3 separate regions of the Mus musculus genome follow, and regions 1 and 2 are each linked to region 3. Evidence: chromatin loops called from intact Hi-C (ENCODE). Cell type or tissue: gastrocnemius. All regions are shown on one strand. Links, peaks and the distances in the headings refer to the core of each region. The heading gives the core; the rest is flanking DNA.

The links. A loop is a pair of places that touch in the nucleus more often than their neighbours do. Peaks named below come from ENCODE experiments on the same cell type or tissue, not always from the same donor. Only the 100,000 strongest peaks of a DNase experiment are listed, where the experiment ranks them.
Region 1: it touches region 3 in a loop (3-fold over the local background); 10 of 42 quality-filtered maps call a loop at or near these places.
Region 2: a loop joins it to region 3, with 10 times the contacts of the local background. A loop is called at or near these places in 11 of 42 quality-filtered maps.

Annotation. Positions count from the first base shown.
Region 1 is chr15:68,235,474-68,242,264 of GRCm38, reverse strand. All of the region lies in intron 1 of Zfat (zinc finger and AT hook domain containing), which reads left to right. Among named protein-coding and RNA genes, the nearest start is that of Zfat, 20 kb to the left of the region's middle. In gastrocnemius, for the core only: CTCF peaks have their summits at 2,952 (motif pointing right) and 4,700 (motif pointing right); DNase peaks (open chromatin) are centred at 2,740 and 2,927.
Region 2 is chr15:67,096,122-67,102,912 of GRCm38, reverse strand. St3gal1 (ST3 beta-galactoside alpha-2,3-sialyltransferase 1) reads left to right here. Exons shown (of 9, transcript NM_009177.4): 9 at 1-38. Among named protein-coding and RNA genes, the nearest start is that of Gm31342, 60 kb to the right of the region's middle. In gastrocnemius, for the core only: CTCF peaks have their summits at 1,420 (motif pointing right) and 3,885 (motif pointing right); DNase peaks (open chromatin) are centred at 1,414 and 3,884.
Region 3 is chr15:67,431,363-67,438,153 of GRCm38, reverse strand. No RefSeq gene overlaps it. Among named protein-coding and RNA genes, the nearest start is that of 1700012I11Rik, 210 kb to the right of the region's middle. In gastrocnemius, for the core only: no CTCF peak of the experiment used is centred there; a DNase peak (open chromatin) is centred at 3,673.

The DNA.
Region 1 (6,791 bases), core at 1,076-6,075, 800 kb before region 3:
ACCACCTTCAGAGACACTGCCCATGCACCAGAGGAAGGAAGGATCTGTGGAGTTCACCCTGCCTGGCAGGGGCACTTACAGGTCTGAGTTTACTCAGTGGATTGTCTTAACTTGCAAGCTGGGCAGCAAGTCCTACCCAGCTTTCCCACAATGCATGCTCAGCCCAGGTCTGTGGATTGTAAATGTTAACTATGTACAAGTGGGCTGAGTCAGGCCAGAATTTTCCAGGGTTTGGCTTTTCTTGCTTGGACCCCTCTTGCCAGAAGCATTCTGCCCACAGATGGCATACATGGGGAGGGCACAAGAGCAGCCACAGAACCTGTGTCCCATGGGAGCAAGCTTCTCCCATCTTAATGTTAAGGCAAATGAGGAAACAACAGCTAACAGGCCAGGTGAGGCTGTGTGGCCTGGCTGCCTTCCTTCAGTATCCTTCCTGCCTTTCTTCCATGCCCTGTCAGCTTTTATGACACTTTGTCCTTGTCTGCTGGGCTGAGGGTGCAGGGGGTAGATTATGTGAACAGAACTTGGGCCCATAGGGAGAGGCTGGGAATGCCTTCCAGAGCTGGGTCCGAGTTTCTTCCTCCACTTCCATCCTGGTTCCTGATAAGCCGTTTTAGTATCTGTCGTCTCTTCTTGCTTCTGTTCATCTCCTGACTTTTTCTCTCTCTCCTTTCCACTTCTTCTCAGCTCCTTGAAAGTCATAGCCTCCATTTCTACCTGGTGATCCCTGATGCTGTTTTGTTCTAGTAGTTTCTGAATTGCATATGCCTTTTGTTTCCCCCCAGTGTGTGTGCATATGTATGTATGCATATGTGTCTCATTTGCCCATATATCTATGCATGCATTTTTGCTGTGTGTGTGAGTGTATGGATATGTATTTGCACAAACATTTACGCTTTACATGTGTGTATCTCAGGGGACTGAGCATGCAAGTGAGGAAGCAGGCAGTAGTGTTAGCTAGCCAGCTAGACTTAAGGGTCTAACTGCTGCCTGCTGTCTTCAGCATCAGGACTTTGCTAACCTGCAGTGTCTCCATCTCCTACTTGATTGCTCCCTCAGTAACCTCCCTAACATCCTTGTAGGGTCCGTGGTGGCAGGTGTAGTTATTACATCCAAGGTGAGTCTCTGTGTATTCAGAGAGGGGAATGTGGCTCAGTACACCTCAGTGCCTGTAGCCCAGAAACTACCCTACAGCAGAACGGACGTCACTCAGACAGAAACGAGAGACTCTTACCATCTCTTCAGTGGCAGATAAAATGTAAGTCTCTAAATCTCTTCAGGTCTAATTTCTCATCTGAACGATGACTAGCTCAAGCTGTTGGTTGGACATGCTTGGAAGTAGAAGCTGGTCTTTGGTTAGCCATATCCAAAGCCTGTGAAAACCATGCCAAAGCAAGGCGAGCTTTGACAGACAAGACACCAGCCTCCCCTGCCCACAGATAACCCCCGAGGTACCATGCCAGCCCAGTCCTGTTGATGCCTCAACAAATGCACACCTTTAATGTGTGGGATTACCAGGCATCTCAGAAAACGCTGATGCACACACCAACCTCTACAGCTCACAAAGTTAACGGCTTTATTAAATGCCAGGGAGAAATCCCAGAGGCGTTTCTCTGCTGAATTTGAATTAACAAAATAAAATGAGGAATGTACAATATCAGCTATAATTATGGCTGGGCCAACAGTGGCATTATAATTTTATGCATACACATTTCTTCCATGGTAAAATTTGACATGAAAATTTTAAAGTTATTTTTAAGCACTCTCAAAGTGAGAGCCCTGTGCAATGAAGTAAATTTACACGGAATAGGGTAATCACTGAAAAAAGAAAATGTGGCCCTTTCCATGGGAAACACGACAAACACTAACAGAGACAGGAATGGTCCCTGAACCCAGCAGACCTGTGGGAACATGGCATCATGAGGCTTCGATGCAGAAATCAATAGTGCAGTCCATCAGAAAATGGTGGAGACCACGACCCATAACTCACCTGATGCCCCTGAGCAGCAAGTTTCTGCCACGATTCCCACGCTGAAAGTAGAAGCAGCAGAAGTTTCATTGCCTGTTTGAGAGGGCAAGGGTACTGCCCCAGATGGCAGCAGAGTGCTCCCAAGTGCCCAAGTGGCTTTCTGGCTTTGCTCATCTTCCTTCTGAAGTAATCACTGTTCCATTGCTGGGAAGATACCATGACTAAGGCAACTCTTATGAAAGAAAGCATTTAGCTGGTTCTTGCTTACAATTTTGTTACAATAGGTTTAGTCTATTATCATTATGGTGGCATGTAGGCAGGCCCTGGAGCAGTAGATGAGAGCTACATCCAGAAGGAAGAGAGAGAACTTGGCCTGGCATGTTCTTTTGAAACCCCAAAGCCCAGCCCAAGTGACAAACTCCCTTCAACAAGGCCACACCTCTTAATCCTTCTCAATCTTTCAAATAGTGCCATCCTGCTGCCTAAGCACTCAAATATCTGAGCCTGTGGGCACCATTCTTATTCAAACCCCCACACTATCCCTCACATCAGTGCACATGGGCGCCAGTGCTGAACTTCCTGCTTAGCATTATTGCTGCTCTGCAGAATGGTGCTTTATAGCCTTCAGGCCGATTAAGAATAGGCCAGGCAGTGACTGGTTATGAGGAAAGTCTGTTCAGAGTTGACTCTGGCCTGACTCACCTGCCAGGGTTGACCAGGTGCCCCTGCGCTGCCCTGCCAGGACAAGTCCATCTGGCTGTGGATTTGATTGTGCCTTTGGATTGAGTTCCTACTGTGTGCCCACCTGCTGAGTGACCCAGTAATACCTTCCATGGCCTAGTCTTCTCATTGTCAGGTGGACACAAATGCCTCTCTTTGATGAGGTAAATGTGAAGGCTAATAAGTAGGGTCATAGGTCGAACAGTATCTGGCAAAGTCAGTGTGGTAGCTTTGTTTCAAATTTTGTTGTATTGCCACAGATGACCACCAGAGGGTGATGTTAGCACATATATTTGCGAAAAGTTATCCACCTGGAATGGTGGTTCACTGTTGCCTGGTTTTGAGCTGTCCCTAAGCTGTGTGGTGGGCGGAGATTAGTAAGTATATATGATTAGGGTAAATCCGCATCAAGTTATTTCCTGTTAGCAAGTAGTACTACACAGGGAACACAGCTCCTGTCTACTGTCTCTCCTAAGTTCTAATTATTCCTTTGATTATAATGCTGGTTAGGTTGGGGACAGCAAGACTCACATTTCCTCTCAGCACCCACTATGAGAAGAGCACGCTGACACCACAGGTCGGCTGATGTGGCAGGCAACTTGGAAGGCTTTGTTGAAGCTTTGGTGGTGTTATTATTTCGATGGGAGATCCTTGGCAGCTGGTTAACACCTCTCAGCCCCAGGCTTCTCTTCTGTAAGTGGGGATGGTGATGGTGGCGATGATTATGGTGATAGTGGGGATGATGGTGATATTGCTGCTGCAGCTGCTAGTATTGATTGTCATGAGGGTGATAATGATGGTGATGATGGTGGTGGTGGTGATAGCACCACCAATTTGGCTACTTCCCAGGACATCAGTGATGATGAAGTTAGTCACCGATGTGAAGCAGTATGTGGATATTATTTACTGTTGGAGGTAGCATAGATCTTATTCTGCAGCCAGGCTGGCAGGGAAGGTTGGGATGGCACTCGGGCTGTGGAATCTTGATGCATTGTTCTTGTGGAAGGTACATGGACAGTTGTAAAACACTGAACTCTGGGTAGGTAGGTCTTCTACCTACCCAAGTCCTCTACTTCCCCAGGTCTTCTAGTCATCTGGCTGTCTATTCACCTGAGTCCTCTACTCACTTAGGTCAACACTGACCTGGCCTACACATTGCAGCACTGGAATCTGCCGCCTGGAGGCTAGGCAGTCTGCACTTACCATGCCCAGAGTGTCTACTTGTGATACACATACGTTGTATGTCTGAAGTATATTTTCTCATTTAATCCAAAGCTGAGTTGACTTTGCAACTGGGAAATCAGTCTCCTCCTTTTTCCATTTGGGTCCTCTTATCAGTCTTGCCTGTCCCTGTGAGAGAAAGACAGGAAAAGACCCTTATGGAGCTCCACCTAGCTCTCTTCCACCAGGGCAACGTTTACATCCTTTGATTTGTCACTGCGTTCAGAACTGAACTTGGTCTAAACGCCTTTGTCAGTCTGGTGCCCAGCACTTCTAGGAATGCAGAGCTGTTAGGGACGTTGACGTCCACCTCAGGAAACACACTGTTGTTTTGTTTCATTGTCCATCTCCTCAGACACCAACTCAAGTGTGTATGTATGTGTATGTATGCATGCGTTTCTGTATGTGTACATGGATGTGTATATGTGTATAGATGTGTGTTTGCGTGTATATGTATTTCTTTGTATGTATGTATATTTCTGTATGTGTGCTTGCATGTGATTTGCACATTTGTGTATGTATGGATATATGTATGTATGTATGTGTTTGTATATGTGTGTATATTTGTGTTGTATATGTGTGTATGTGCACATGTGTGTCTGGATGTGCCTGTATGTATGTACATATGTATGCGTATCTGTGTTCACATATGTTTGTGCTTGTACACTTGCCTGTGCAAGTGCATAGGGAAGTTAGAAGTTGCCATCAGTATGCAGAGGTTCTTTTTTTTTTCTCAGAATTATTTATATTTGTATGTGAGTACACTGTAGCTGTCTTTAGATACACCAGTAGAGGGCATCAGATCCCAGAACAGGTATTTGTGAGCTGTCATATGGTTAATGGGAATTGAACTCAGGTCCTCTGGAAGAACAGGCAGTGCTCTTACCTGCTGAGCCATCTCTCCAGCCCATCCAGAAGTTCTTGACTGCTGCTCTACCTTTTATTTTGAGACAGGGTCTCTTACTGAATTTGGAGCTTGCCATGTTTGGTAAGCTGGCTGACTACTGAACTTCCAATGTCCATCTGTCTCTATCGCCCAGGTGACAGGTTTGCCATATCACCTGGCTTTTTTTTTTTTTTCCATTTTTTATTAGGTATTTAACTCATTTACATTTCCAATGCTATACCAAAAGTCCCCCATATCCACCCACCCCCACTCCCCTGCCCACCCACTCCCCCTTTTTGGCCCTGGTATTCCCCTGTACTGGGGCATATAAAGTTTGCAAGTCCAATGGGCCTCTCTTTCCAGTGATGGCCGACTAGGCCATCTTTTGATATATTCACCTGGCTTTTTATATGGGTGCTAGATATCTAACTCAGACCATGCTTGTGGAACACTGAGCTGGCCTCAAGGAAGACTCTAATATACAAAATACCCTCATTCATACCCTGTCTTTCCAGGGCCTCTCCCTGGAACTGGTTGTTGGGATCTGGGCAGAGTCTGAATTTTCACTTCTTTCTCTCACTCTTACGGCAGGCTCCATTTCTGTGTCTGTCTCCTCACGCCGCTTTCTCTGGCTGCCTTCCTATAAGGTAGCAGCTATCTCTCAGATGTCACCTAGGTGTGAAAGCTTTTATGAAAAACTACTGACTAGCATCCCTGGGACTGTGTTGACTTCTATGGTCTGCCAAATAGAATTAGGAGCTATCTGGAAGATTCCTAACCCAGATCCTGCATTTGGGCCCCTGCTGCCTGAACATAGGACACAGATGATGGCAGGTTTCCTATACGTGCCTGCTACCTCCAGGCCTCCTGGACAACCCCATTCCTAGCCCTTCCTGGCTGATCATGGTAGTCTATGAGGAGCTGGTTGCCTGCAGAGGTACCAGCTTTGGTCAGGGTCTCAGTTCTGTCTCTTTGCTGCTGCTGCCCTCCAATATCCTGAGAGTTGTGTTTCTATCTCCTGGATCCTGGACAGGCCAGTTCCTTATCTGTGGGAGCTCACAGCTTCTCCAGACACAGTTGCTCTATGTAGATGTTTGTATGGAGATAACCCACTTTCTACATCCTGATTTTTTTTTTTTTGCCTACAGTTTTAAACTTTTACTATTATTAATCACGTTTTTAATGTACATATCATAAAATGAATATGCAGTTTACAACAGAACAAACACAAGTAGCCTATAATTGTTTGTTTTTTTTAATGTCATTATCTTTAATCATCAGGGAAATAGAAATGAAAACTACTTTGAGATACCACAACACCCCAGACAGAATGGTTGTCATCAAAAGTCTGACAGCAACTATTGAAGATACATCCTGATTTTTAAATTCATCTTTAGAGCTGAGCGCATCACTTCAGAACTCCACAGGGCATTCTCTTAGGCTAGTTGCATTTGCTCACCTGTACCATGGGATCATGTCTCTGTGGATGGCTTGGTTGCCCTGCTCCTCTGTGTAGGTGGCCAGATTGTACATGGTGTGATGGCATCATGGTTAAGGAAGATAGCTCACTTCACATAGTAGGTTCATCTCATTTTGTATCATGGAAGTCTCACACATGCTAGAAATGTGACCTATTACAATAATCTCCATGCACTGTGATTTTCTGATGGGTTCTAGGGTCTTAAGGAATTGTAGGGGGTACCCTTTAGGCTGGCAGCATGGTGGCCAGGTGTGTGATAGGAGTCTGACAATACCTGCTACTGTTTTATTCAGATTCTTGGATAAAATCTGGGTTCTTGTCCTCAAAGAGTAGCTTGCAGCCAGTGTGTGGGTGCAGACTGGGAAGAGATGTCCTACAGGGGGAAGAAGGAGCAGGAGTCGGATTTCCCTGAGTTCATAGCCAGCCTGTCTAGTACTTAGTGTGTGCCTGACCTGCGTAGCCTCCATTGGATCATGAAAACTTTATGAAAGGCCATTGATTGAAGCAGCTCTGGC
Region 2 (6,791 bases), core at 1,188-6,187, 340 kb after region 3:
CAAATCAAAGTGAATAAAAAAAGAGCTATTTTATTGTTTGGGCGTGTTCGGAGTTCTGCTTTGGTGCAGTTTCTCGTCGATGGTTCTGTTCAGTCCTGAGATGGCTGGATGCATCATCTCCTGGGGTCTCCTGGGATGTTGCTCTCCTCCCCATTGGAAGGGGACTCTGGAGACAGAGTGGAGCCATTCCCTGTGGTGGGACTGTTGTGAGTTACCTAACCTCTGCTCTCGTCCATCACATGGACTTAACAATCTTCAGGGGGCCCTGAGATCAGAAACAAAACATCCCAGGAGGCCCAAGTGGACAGGGCCAGTGGCGCTGATGTTTGCTTGGCTGAGGCCCAATGTACACAGAGGAGATAGCCACACCCTGGGAGGAACACAGGACAGGTCTAAATGACACAAGTGCTCTTCCTTGGATTTTTAAAGAACTATTTTCAGAAGCCTTAGAATGGAACTTTGCCATGTGAAGTTGGTGTGTGCCAGTAACCCCTCCCTCATGATTGGTACAGCGCTTTACAGTTTATATGCCACCTCGCTTGCTCTTGCTTGTCCAAGACATCATGTACAGGTGTGGCCCTAGAGCCAGGCAGTGTGGGGGCCACTGCCTAACTGTGTGAGCCCGAGCAGCTTGCTGTGCCTGACCTCCATGGTAAAGCTGGGATGGTGACACACCCGAGTATACACACGCATTAAGCACCGAGTTATTACAGGTAACGGGCTTAGCAAGGAACCCAGCACTGGGCAGCGGCACTTCAGCAACACCAGGAAGGGTGGCCAGGCTCCAGCCCTGTCTGACTTTATCCTTGCTCCCTGTATCTCTGTCCCTGCCTCCTGTCCTCAGCGAAAGGCTTCGCCATGCATCTTCTCCAGGAGGCTTCTTCATCTCTAGAATTCCTTTTCTTCCATCATATCTGTTTCTTCCCCAGAGGTCATGATCATTCATTATCAAAACACACGCACAATATACATACAAACTTCAGACACACACATAACCTACGTGAACACACACAACACAAAGAGACAACACACACAACACACTACACATACACAGTGTAAACAGACACAACACACACCACATATACACATATGCATATGTGCATATATAAAACATTAATGTACATATAACATATCACACATATGCACATACAGTCAGTCAACACAGACCTCACACATAAAATACATAAACACACATCACAACACAGCATGTACACTGCACATATAGAGTACATGAAAACCACCATGCACAACACAGCATCACACACAACACACACATCATCATACCATACCAAAACACCACACACACATACACACACACACACACACACACACACACACACACACTCCAGACCCTATTGCACAACTGAAACCATAAGCCACTCTGTTAGTTGTGCAGTAGCCAAGCAGCCACACGGTGGCAGCATGCTCTAGTGGGTCCCTGAGGACCCTGGCTTCCTTCCTTTGTCCCCTGTACTTCTATTTCCTCATGCTGGTCTTAGGCCCGAGTTCCTGGAATGTACATTAGCAGAAAAGCACTAGGGGTTTCCTGGCACCTCCTGCATATAGTGGCCTTAAACAGCACCCAGCCCTTGGGACATCCCATCTGACCACAATGTCTTGGAGAATGCAGAGTCCTCAAGGCTGCTCCTGTGTTTGATATAAGGTATTTCAGCATCAGTGGATTTTGAAATCATTAAAGAGCTAGCACAAGTCCCTTGATACACAGGTATGACTGTGTCCTCAGAGGCCCATCCCTTACTACATAGTAGTGGACTTTAGAGGCCCAGCACCCGCACGCTGGGAGAGCTAAGCAGGGGTTGCTGGGGAGGCATTGGCCTCTGCTTCAGCCTCTCGTACTCACCACGGGTATCCCTGAGGATGTGGTTGAGGTACTCCTACCACCATAGGACTTTCTCCTCACTTCCCACCCCTCAGGTCCTACACGGGGACTGTCCAGGGCCCGAGCCAGAAGGTAAAGTGAATCCGCTGCCACGTGCATTACTAAATTATGTCGCCCTAGTTCTCAGTTACCTCACAGAGACCGGCTGTTGCTGGTTCTCACATCTAGAATCTTGCAAACTTTCAGCTTCAGTACTGCAGACTAAGGTGGACAGACACACACACACATAGACACACACACATGTGCACATATACACACACATGTGCACACATATACATATCCAAACACATACACACAATACACACACTCACATTCCTATACACACTCACACATATACACAAATACATACACACACACACACACACACACACACTCACATATACATACACACAATACACACACAAACACACACACACACACGAAACTAAATGAACACTTCAGATGGTCAAGATGACAAAAGGGACCATCCATAGCTCCTTGCAATGCTAAGCCTTACACTCTAATCTATAGCAGAAGAGAACATACTTAACTTCCACTGTTTGCTGATTTAGCTTCTCCATCACTTCAACTGGTCCCTGAAGCAGGTCTAGGATTTATGTCTGAGATGTTTTGTCACAGGAGTAGAGCCTGATCAGGTGAGTCTGGATCACAACTGCCTATAGGTGAAGGAGTGATCTGAGGAGAGACAACTGTGCAAGAAATAGAAGAAAGAGCTAGAGAGGCCACCAGTCCCCAGGGATATACATGAACGCAGTGGGACATGGAGGACCACTGTACAAGCTGAGTCAAACCACATCGACCCACCTGCAGTTCACCAGCACAGGGAAACACAGGCAGCCAAGTGGTGGGGTCAGGCTATTGAGGCCAAGCAGTTGGGTTGCATACAGCACAAAGATAGTGCCAGAATCTCTCATGGGGGAAAATGATGGTGGAGTCCTTTTCTGGATGGTGTCATTGGACAACAGAAAGGATGGGAAAGTGACAAAGGTCAGGGCTGTGGGTGCTCTGGACACTGCAGGTGTGGTCCACAATCAGGGAGTCAAGCCATTTCTCTCCGGTCCTCTTCCACTTAGCATAGGTGTATTCCTTGCCCATGGCAGACCTAAAACAAAAGATCTTGGTTTCTTCTTTGAGCTCTCAAGTCAGGGTTCCATGAATACTATTGAAATGGAAAGTTCCATGGGCTAAGGGCTTCTCAGCCTTAAGCTCCTAGGTGCAGCCTCCTCTCGTGGCCTCCTTGGCTGCCTCTGGACTCTGAGACACACTCTTCCTCCATACTTTCCAGCATTTGGACTAGCTTTGTGAAAGCATTGCCCCAAGCAAGAAGCTCAAGTTGACTGGGTCTACTCATGGATGAAGAGTTTCTTCCCTGCAGGAGGAGCTCTGGTTGGAACAAGGGTACCCATGGGTCCTTGGAATCGGTGATCAAAGCCTGCATCCTCTATAGATGGACCTCTATAGAGTAAAAGGGATGCCACAGTTTGTGCCACGAGAAAATGCAGGCTTAGTATATTCTTCATCTAACAGAAGACTATCAAGGGCAATGGGTACTGCAAATGGCTGTGGGCAAGAATAGGACTCTGCCAGGAGAAGGTTGGAAGCCATGGTAACAGATAACCAGACAGCAGTAACGCTCATAAAAAAAAAAGTATTGCTTTTGGCCTCATATGTATTAATTTGATGAGGCATAGCATCTTGAGGAAAAGAAGCAGACTCAGGCAGACATGTAGTGCGTCAGAGGGTAGAGCTAGCAAACACATCAAAAGTGAGGTCTCGGTCACTGTGTCCTGAACACTGATCATGACATTTGGTACCTGGGGGATGAGAACTCTAGGTGGTGTTCCTAGCACAAGAATTCTAGACATGAGCCCTACACAGTGGTTTGAGCCAGGAAAGCAAAACCAGCCCATGGCTGCCCAGTTTCTTCTGACCCCGTCCTTGGCTTAACGGTGCTAGCTGGAGTGTTCATGGGTGGTGGCCACCAGAGGGTGCAACAGAGCCATCTTAGTCAAGATCTCATGTCTGTTTAGCTGAAAAGCAGAAGCTTTTGAAAAGGCACACACCTGTGAACAAAGTCAGACCTTTAGAGGACTTTGCTATAGACACGAGCAAGCCCAACACCTTTCCAATAAGATCGCTGTCTCTGTCACTCACCTGAGTAAACCAGTCAAGAAAACAGGCCCAAAAGGGGACAGCCAAAGTCCCCAGCCAGTGTGGACAGGATAATAAATGTTCTCTTCCCACGGTTCACATGAAACCCAGGTCCACTGGAAACCTAGGACCTGAAACTTGTTCTTGGTTATCTATTATTTCTGAACTGTATGCCTATGAGAGAGCTTGATCTGAATCATGGTTTATTAATCTGTAAGAGGGTATTAAATGACATGGTAGACATGAAAAATTGTGCCAGCCATTTTCTGAGATTTTCTATGTGTCTAACATGTATTATGTTCCTCCTGAAATTCTCCCAAGAGACTGAGGTGGCAGTGGTATCTGCACCATACCTATGACTATAATGCTATATGCCTGTGGTCACCCTGTTCATAACTCCTCAGCCAAGAACAAAGACCAGAGCTGATTGTATATCTGTCAGGCCAGAGTAGGCTAATGCTGCAAAAACAAATAAGCTTCAAGTCCCACTAATGGAGAACAAGGCTAGTTTCTTTTAGGAGCAGTTTCAGGGATTTTGTGCTTTCCTTCATGTAGTGACCCAGCCAGTCATGAAAGACATTATTACCAACTTCACCTCCTTCAGCACATAGCCTTCAAGGTCACTGTACAGGAAACTGGTAATGCCTCATAAGCTCTCAAATGTCTCCAGTTAGATCTGATACCCACCACTTCCATATAGGTCCATTGACCAGCAGGAGTTTCATTGCCCAAACAACATCATAATGGGAAAATGAATGGTGGGATAAAAGTTCCAGAATCCTCGAGGGCAACCGGCCACCTCTGCCAAAATCTCTCCTTGATGTCAGAGATCCTGTCCTAGACTTAGAGCCAATTCGTGACAGCTCACCAGGTCTGCTCTGGTCAACCCTGGTTGATCAGAAGGCTTAAAAGATGCAAGCAGTAGGACGGGCTATAGAGAGGCAACCCAGGGGACAGGATGCCCAGCATCAGAGAATAGAGAATGAGGCTGCTCACCCCAGTTGCAGTTGTGTGCAAGCAAAGGCAGAGAGGGCTTGGTGGAGATGCTTGAACATCAGGGAGAATACAATGGAAAGATTGCAGATTGGCCAGAAATCCAAGCTATGCTCATTCCCAGGGACTTCAGGGTGGGTGCTTCTGTGTGCTGACTTTAGTTCCTAAAGTACACACTGGAAGGCTTGAGTACGATGTTTGTATCTCAAGGTTCCATCCAACCATGCCATTCCACTCTCAGAGGTCCTAGAAAGGCAGAGACACTGAACGTGGTTTTTCTTCTGAATGCCCAGCATCTAGCAAAGTACCAGGTACCTGGTTGGCAGGTGTATCAGAATCATGTTGGTTGCCAATAATACTAGATAGGATGGATGTTAACCTGTACTTAGAGCATAAACATTCCAGCCAGGCCTCTGGGTTCCCCTCACCTGCTTCTCACATGCCTCAGGACAGGCAGCCTCACTGACATACACATTTTACACAAATCTAGCATTCCAAGAGATGAGTCGTACTGCCCAGAGCCACACAGCTCAGCTCAGCAGCAGCGGACCTCAATGGGAACCAGGCACTCAGACTCTGAGCCTACGCTGTCTGCCCCTCTCCTGCCACGGTACCCTGGAATAGCTAAATGGTGTACACACCATCAAGATATCTGAAACTGTGTCGGCCACCTCAACACCAAACTCCCAGAGAGAAACTGGGCGGAGTGTGGTGTGAGATCGTGCAAACGGTGAGAACTGCTCTGCCCTCAAGGCCAGGGAAACTGATCTCTAAGTCTTGTTCCACACAGAGTTACCCTGGAGAGGAGCCCCTGGGCTGGTGCATCATCAGAGCACCAGGCAGGCAGGGAAGGCTGGGGCTTCCAAAGAGGTTCATTTTGCAGAAACATACCGAGTTAGGGATGCGGAGATGACTGTGTAGTCCACAGGCCAGATGCACCAAGCTGGATGCTGGGCACACCACCAGACTTCACCAGATGGTAGAGCCTTCCCAGCTGAAGGGCCCGAAGCCCTCTTGTACTTCCCATGGCTTGCCTCTGTCCTTGTTTACATCCTTCTTGAACACCTTGCAGGTCCCTCATCTCCCAACACCACATTCCTGTACCTAGACTGACCAAGGCTCCTCCTTCCTCCCACTTCCCACAAACTAGCAACACTGCTCTTGACCTTTGGAGACAAACTCTCCTCACTTAGGGCTCCATATGCTTCCACCTTCTAAGATGTGTTCTAGCATGTTTATTCTCTTCAACTCCACAGATCCTAACCACACACCTCCTTCCTTCACTGTCCCTGTTTGTCTGATTCTCCATTACAGAACAGGTGTGCCCAGAGCTCAAAGTAGAGACCTGAGAAGTCTCACTATGTCACCTCCTCCCTTTGCCTATCCAACGTCAGTCCGGCCCTTCTGCCACTAAAAGAGACATGGTTCATAACCATACTTTCCATGCCCCTATTCCCTCTGCGTGTGTTCAGGATATTTCTATCTTCCAGTCATATAAAAGCCAACCCATCATCAATCGCTTTCTCTGCTACCTGTCTTGGCACTCACCCATCTGCATGCTGTATATACAGACAGTTGGTCTAAAACACAAGCCAGTATACATCAGTCATTTGCAGCCGCATCTATCCTACATAGCATCTTCTCACTGACCAGGTCTCAGCTCACAGGCTTTTGTACACATGGGATCCAGGATGTCTCTACTTTCTTTCGTAGTTCTTGGCCAAACATTTATATGCAGAAGGCAGAA
Region 3 (6,791 bases), core at 720-5,719:
GAGCAAAGGATACCATCTCATTAAGATCTTTTTCTAGAAACAGCAGAGAAATTCTAAAAGAAAGGAGATGAGGGTTGAATGAATGTGTTATTGAGGACAAGGATCCATCCGGTACCTATTTTGTTCTGACACCCTGCAGCCTCTCTCCTCAACAGCATCTCACTAACTCTGGATAATACATGGGAAGCATCGTTACATTATTTTCATTTTCTCCCAAAAACCGAGGGCTCCAGCAATGTGACAGAACCTGCAGAGTTGACCCAAGAGAAGTAAGGCCAGGTGAAAAGCTGGCTGCCTCTGAGCTATAGCTCCCCACTTGCTTTCTCTGCCACACTGGACTGGTGCAGCCCCCCTCTGTTTTCCTGTATTTGATTTCTCCTTTGTTTCTTGGGCCACAGCAACTGAACCATACTCTACACGCCCATTTCCAATTATAGCCTGCAAGTCAGTGCTTCGGAAAATATAATTTACTCTGTTTTTCCAGTGAGACCAAACAGAAAACACAACTGTGTATTTAAATACTCATTAACCTCTTATAGTCCCCCTCTCCCTCTCCCTCTTTTTCTTCCTTCCGTCTCTCTGTCCCAGTCCCTGCTTTCTGCTCCTCTTCTTTTTTCCCCCCCTTTCTTCTCTTCCTCCCCCTCTTTCTCTCTCACTGTAAACTCAGAGTGCCTACATTTAAACATCTCACTAGGTGTCATATGAAGCTAAGACTAATAAGAAAGTGTGTGTGGCATGGAGGGCTCTGAATTGCTTTTCCCCTTAAGCACAACCTTCATCATGCCAGGCTGTGTCTTGATTCAATGCCACTGTTTGACCTCATCACTTAGAGGTCTCCAGTACCTAGCTGTGTAGCTGTCCCTATTTGGATTTCACCTCCTTTAGAGAGAGCAGGTCACCACAAACCTGAGTACTAAAGTGATTTTCTCTCTGAATCAAGACATCAAAGGTCTTCCCATGATGAAGTTTGTCCAGTCCATTTTACAGAAGGCTTGATCAGGGTCCCTTTAATGTCATTTCCAATGGCCACATTACTTTCTATTGTCTGACTAGGAAGGTTTAAAGGGTATGAGATGTGAAGGCAAGCATACTGTCTGATGAACTTTGTGCCTGTACCTATACCAACTCAAGGGTTATTTTCTTAACAGCACTGTTACTAACAGTAGCATCGTTTTTTCACATTGTCTCCAATCAACCACTCAGCCATAACTCCTTCATTTTCATAGTTCTCTCCTCCATGTTGAGACCCTGTTCTACATCTAAATTATTTCTTTGCCCACTTGGTTATGGAATAGTGATGTCACCTTAACCTCAGAATGTCCTGAGGATACACACATCTGTATCTCTCACCAATCTGAATGTTCTTTCGAAAAGTACTGTCCTTTGCTGAACCTTTTTATGAGATTAGCTTTATACAAGCTTAATGTATGATCTGGAAGAAATATTCAATGGCAATATCATCAGATGTTGTTACAAAGTTCCAGAAGGAAAGGCAAAAAGACTATTGTGTGGCAGGTAGAGAAAAACAGCAATGTCTGGATGATAAATGAAATTGAGAAGTCCAATAGAGAAAGGAAGGGATATGTTTTTAGGATTGCAAGAACAAGTCAACGCTATCTTTTGCCAGATACCTCTATATGAATAGGAAGGAAAACTTCACCACCACATTGCAATAATTTCAAGAGAACAGAAGAAGGAAAATATATTCATGGTAGAGTCAGTAACAGGGCCTGAAGCACAGTGGGCTTTCAGAAGATAACTGCTTGTGATGATTAACTTTAATTATCAATTTGACACAACCTAGAACCATCTGGGAAGAGTCTCAGTGAAGGGTTTTCTACATCGGATGGGACTATGGACAAGTCTGTGAATGACTGTATTGGTTTTTTACCAAATTAAGGAAGATCCAGCCTGAGAATAGGAGGCACCCTTCCCTAGTTTGGGACCTGAACTGTGTAAGAGCAGAGTAAGTTAGCTGAGACCTATACATTGTTTCTCTCTGTTCTTGGCTGTGGATGTAATATGATTATGTGCTTCAAAGCACTGCCTTGATATCACTGCAAAAAAAAAAAAAAGAACTATAACCTGGGTAAACCAAAATAAACCCTTTTCCAAAAGAGTTGCTCTTTGTTGGTATAATGTATCATAGCAACAGAAATGAAATTAGAAAAATGCTAGTGAAGAAAAAAATAACAGGGTGAATACAGAGACCTCAAGAAAATGTCCTGAGGACATTGTTCTCATAATCTATAATCCTTCTAAAAGCATAAGAAAAGCACTTAAAAACACAGTATGACTTTTAAAGGCATTCAATTAGGTGATCAATTATATTAAGATATAAAATATATGATAATGAGACTGTGCATCTCAGACACAATCAAAGGAGTTATATTTTCTTATCACCCCTAGAATTTCAGTTCTTATTTTCATGCCAAAACTGTTTACTAGTGAACATGGAGGTGACCCATTTCTTTTACTAATTTACACTTATCTAATTCCCTAGTAACTAATAGTCACTCATTTATTCAGTGGACATTGACAGGGGTCTACAGTAACACATGCCAAACAGAATATTTTTTCATCAGATAGCAGAGTGTCCAGGATATGCAATTATGAGGAAGATCAAAGAGTGCACAGTGTCAGCAGATCATCTGCTGGGTGGAAACAGACCTGCATCATCAACCATTATAACTACACTCATGGTGACTGTGAACTTTGAAGGAGGGATTACTTGGGTGATATTAGTGACAGTAGACTTGGCATTATGGTTAACCATAGGCTCCATTTTTTCCTGACCATATGAGTTGGCCACTAGTCACCAGGTAGGTCAGAGATGTCTGCCTTTGGGCATCACTAGAAAGATCAAAAGGCATTCTAGTAGGGACTTCTTTGCAATGTAAGTTCAGAGTCAGGGCCGAGAGCCAGTGGAAGTGAAGCAGGAGAGCAGCTGTCACTATTCTCCAGAGTCCATTAGGAATAAAGTAAATACTTTTTGAAGAAATGAACACACCATGTGTTTTGTGGACTAGGTGGCCAGAATGGAGGTCAGTGGTCCCCTTTGAACCCCACCTATCCCTGCTGGACTCATTCATGCTCTGATTCCACATGCACCAAAATTCCTTTCTTCAGTCTTGCTATCTGTCAACTTCCACAAATCTCATGGAAATCACATCAAGATGTATATATGTATATTTAAAATGCATGCATATGTGCATGAATGCATATATAGGGTTAAAGCAATATATCATTTTAAGTTTTAGTCCAGAACACTGTGATCAAAACTGCTTTTCCCCTCAGATTGAGAATTAATAAATAAGAATAACCATAAAATAGCTAAAATTAAAAAAAAATCATTGGGGTTGGTTTGATATTCCTTCAGAAGGACGAAACAGAAAAATCCCAAAAGCTAGGTATCTTTTCTGAAGAGTTATTGTTTAAAAGCTGACCTCATGTTTTGTAGAGTTTGGTGCTGTAGCTTGTAAACACCTAATGCATCTAATAGTCATCACTTTTGACACAAAAGAGAAGACTCACCTTAAAGGTTTTGTTTGATACCATGAGTCCTCATTCTGTGGAATTTGGTTTTTCTTTTTACTACCTAGCACCAGGCCTTGCACTGGCAATTATACAGTGATTTTTCACAAGGTCCAGTAGGTGGCGCAAGAGAGCAGGCACTCTGGCCAGTGGCTACAGTGAGGCTTTGGACAAGTTGGAAGCTGACACCTGAATGTTAACTGTCCTCCTCAATTAGGTCAGTCACACATCCATTCAAAGCACATATTACTTCTGTAGTCCTGGCTTGAGGTTTGGGCAGATACACTGACTCTCCGAGTCTCAAAGAACAAGGCCTGACTAGAATTTACTACCTATACAAACATCTTAAAGTTCCATTCTTTTAAGGGACTATGGAGGACGGGTAGATCTTGTTAGGTAAGGGAAATGGAATGGTTATGGATGGATAGGGGGGAAGGATGGAACCAGAGAATCAACTTGGGAGGGGGAGGAGAGAGGGAGACAAAGGAGGGATTATGGGAAAGACAGGGGGACCATTTGAAGGGAAACCTATTATAGTAGAAGCCTCCTAAAATATGTGCATATATGAAGACAATGTAAATAAAATATCCAAGTAACAGGGAGAGAGACCCCCAAGTGAAGATCTCCTGTCACTCAATGAAGCTCCCAGTACTATGATTGGCTTACATCTAATTGAGTTGTTGGTTAAAAGGTTTCCATGAGAACCTGCACACAACCCAGGCTGTTGCCAAGAGAAGTTGGCTCTCCACAAACTGACAGCTAAAGACAACACCAATACAACTCGGGGAACATGAAGTTGAGTTGGTGTCTAACACACAGCCTTAATCCCTATGTTCTGGCATCTTTGCTGCAGTACAGTAGTACTCTGTACACTACCAAAAGAGACACAGAAACACAAACCCAGCCACAAGTGCTTTGATCTACAATACTGTTGTGCCTATGAGATATGTTAGGGCAATGGTGGCAGAAAGTTTCTGGGAGTAACAAGCCAACATCTAATTTGACTGATTCCATCAGATGGAACCCTTACCAATACTGCTTAGGTGATTAAGAACCTGAAATACACACACACACACACACACACACACACACACACACATGCGCACGGGCACGCAAAAATGTTCATTGCAATGAGGCATTGGTCATTGGTCTGTTTCAAGGCCTCTGGCTTCTGCTACATCATCAATACTGTACCCTCACTGAGACTCCTCTTGGATATCCTGTCGTTACCCTGTGTCACGGAGAACCTGCAGCTTTGGCTCTGCAGGACTGGTCCCTTCATGAGCTCCAGCATTTTATGGATGGAGTCGATATCTGAATAGGCCAACTCAAAGCCCTGGATCTGGGCCTGGGTGGTAGCTGAATTGCTCTTCTATACTTGCACCACCAATGCCAGCTTTCCAGCCCAGGTGAGAGGAGGGTCTCCTTCTGTGCATCTATGGACATCCACATGGCCCCAAGCAGCAGCCTAGAGCAGAGAGGTTCCAATGGCTTTAAGAAGTAACATGGGCCATGAGTATCAACTCAGACCTCTACTGATGCAGAGTCATGGACCCATACTCTGTGGCAGCATGGGCCTGAACATCACCATGGCCTCTGGCAACAAGGACAGGATACTCACATCAGGCTGTTTCTCACTATTCTCGTGTCTCCACTTTAGTCTTTCTTCATAGTGAACAAACAGCTCCTCTTGTCTTTCTCTTTCACCTCTTCACCGTGTACTTGACCATTGTATTGGTGACTGACCATGTCACATGGAGATAGTTACTCTTAAGCTGAGGTTGACCTGGGAGTTTATTATGTAGCCCAATCTGGCCTAGAACGCTTAAGGATCTTCCCATCTCAATGTCCCACATTACAATCATGATCTACCAAACCTACTTATGTTAGAACTTGTCTAGTCACTCACTCACTCACTCACTCACTCACTCACTCACTCATTCATTCATTCATTCATCCACTCATTCACTACTTGTTTATTCAAAATATAAGTGTTCCGGATACTGGCACAGGTAAGTTGCAATCAGTGGCTTCATTTAATTATGTATCCAGCACCAACTACATGTAGATCTCTGCTGACTCATGTGCCCATTTCATGGAGAAAAGGCTACAGAAACCATAATCAGTTTATCACATCTCATCTAGTGAGTGAAAGCCTTGTGCCTGGGCTTCAGTCTTTGTGGCAGCTATGACTGAGGAGGTCTCCTTCCCATAGCATCTTTGACTGCAGACAGCGCTTTTCTAGAACCAATGATGGTTTACTTAGCAAATGCATTCATCACTAGGTATAACCTCTCAGGCTATGATAATGGGATGTTTTGAGAGCCAATTCCTCCGTAGATTCTGGCTGCAGCTCCAGTTCAGTTACTAATCATTGTCTGTTTTGTACAGACCCTGGCCAAGCTGTGGATGCACCACCTGGCAGATTCACACAATGGTCAGATAGGTCAACACAAGATGAGGTTTACCTCATCAACATGAGATGATGTCCTCAAAGGCATCAGCCAGGAGCTGAGCCTCTCAAGAAATAACATTTTGCCAAGGCTATATGCTATGCCTGGTCATAAATCACCCCTGATGTAGTAGCTTTCTGTCACAGTGACAAACATCTGGTGAAAATCAACTTAAAGGAGACAATAATTATTTCAGCTCACAGTTATGTGTGTGTTGATGATGTATATACTTGATTCCACATCAATAGCTGTGCCGTGGCAGTAGTCATCAGATGTTGGCAAGCCATCTATGCAGTTTTCTTCCCTCAATATGTTTAAAGAGCAGGATACTAACAAGGGTCTACCCTATACTGCTGTCAACGGAAAGAAAATATCAAGATGGTACCAAGACTGAAAATGTGTCAACTCAAGAGAATAACAAGTGGTTAGTTTTCTGATCTTCTCATGTTAACTTAAGATGTTTATTTGCTAGTAGATGAATCTTTTTTTTTTTTAAATTAAACTATAGTCTGGTGTGCTGGTGTGTGCCTGTAAACCAGCACAGGAAAGTTAAGGGAAGACAAATGGAACCCAATGCCAGTGGAGGCTGGGTAGTAGGACTGGCTAAAACAAACAAACATAGCAAATAATTTGACATGTAAAACAATTTTCAATAGCTAAATATCAAATCATATAAAGTTATTTTAGAGCATTAGCAAAGGACTTTTTGAACTTTTGCTCTTAAAGAAAGAATTCCAGGTAAACGAATGCATCAGGAAGAGAGCGTTCTGGGCGTTGTAATGCACACCTTTAATCCCAGCAGTT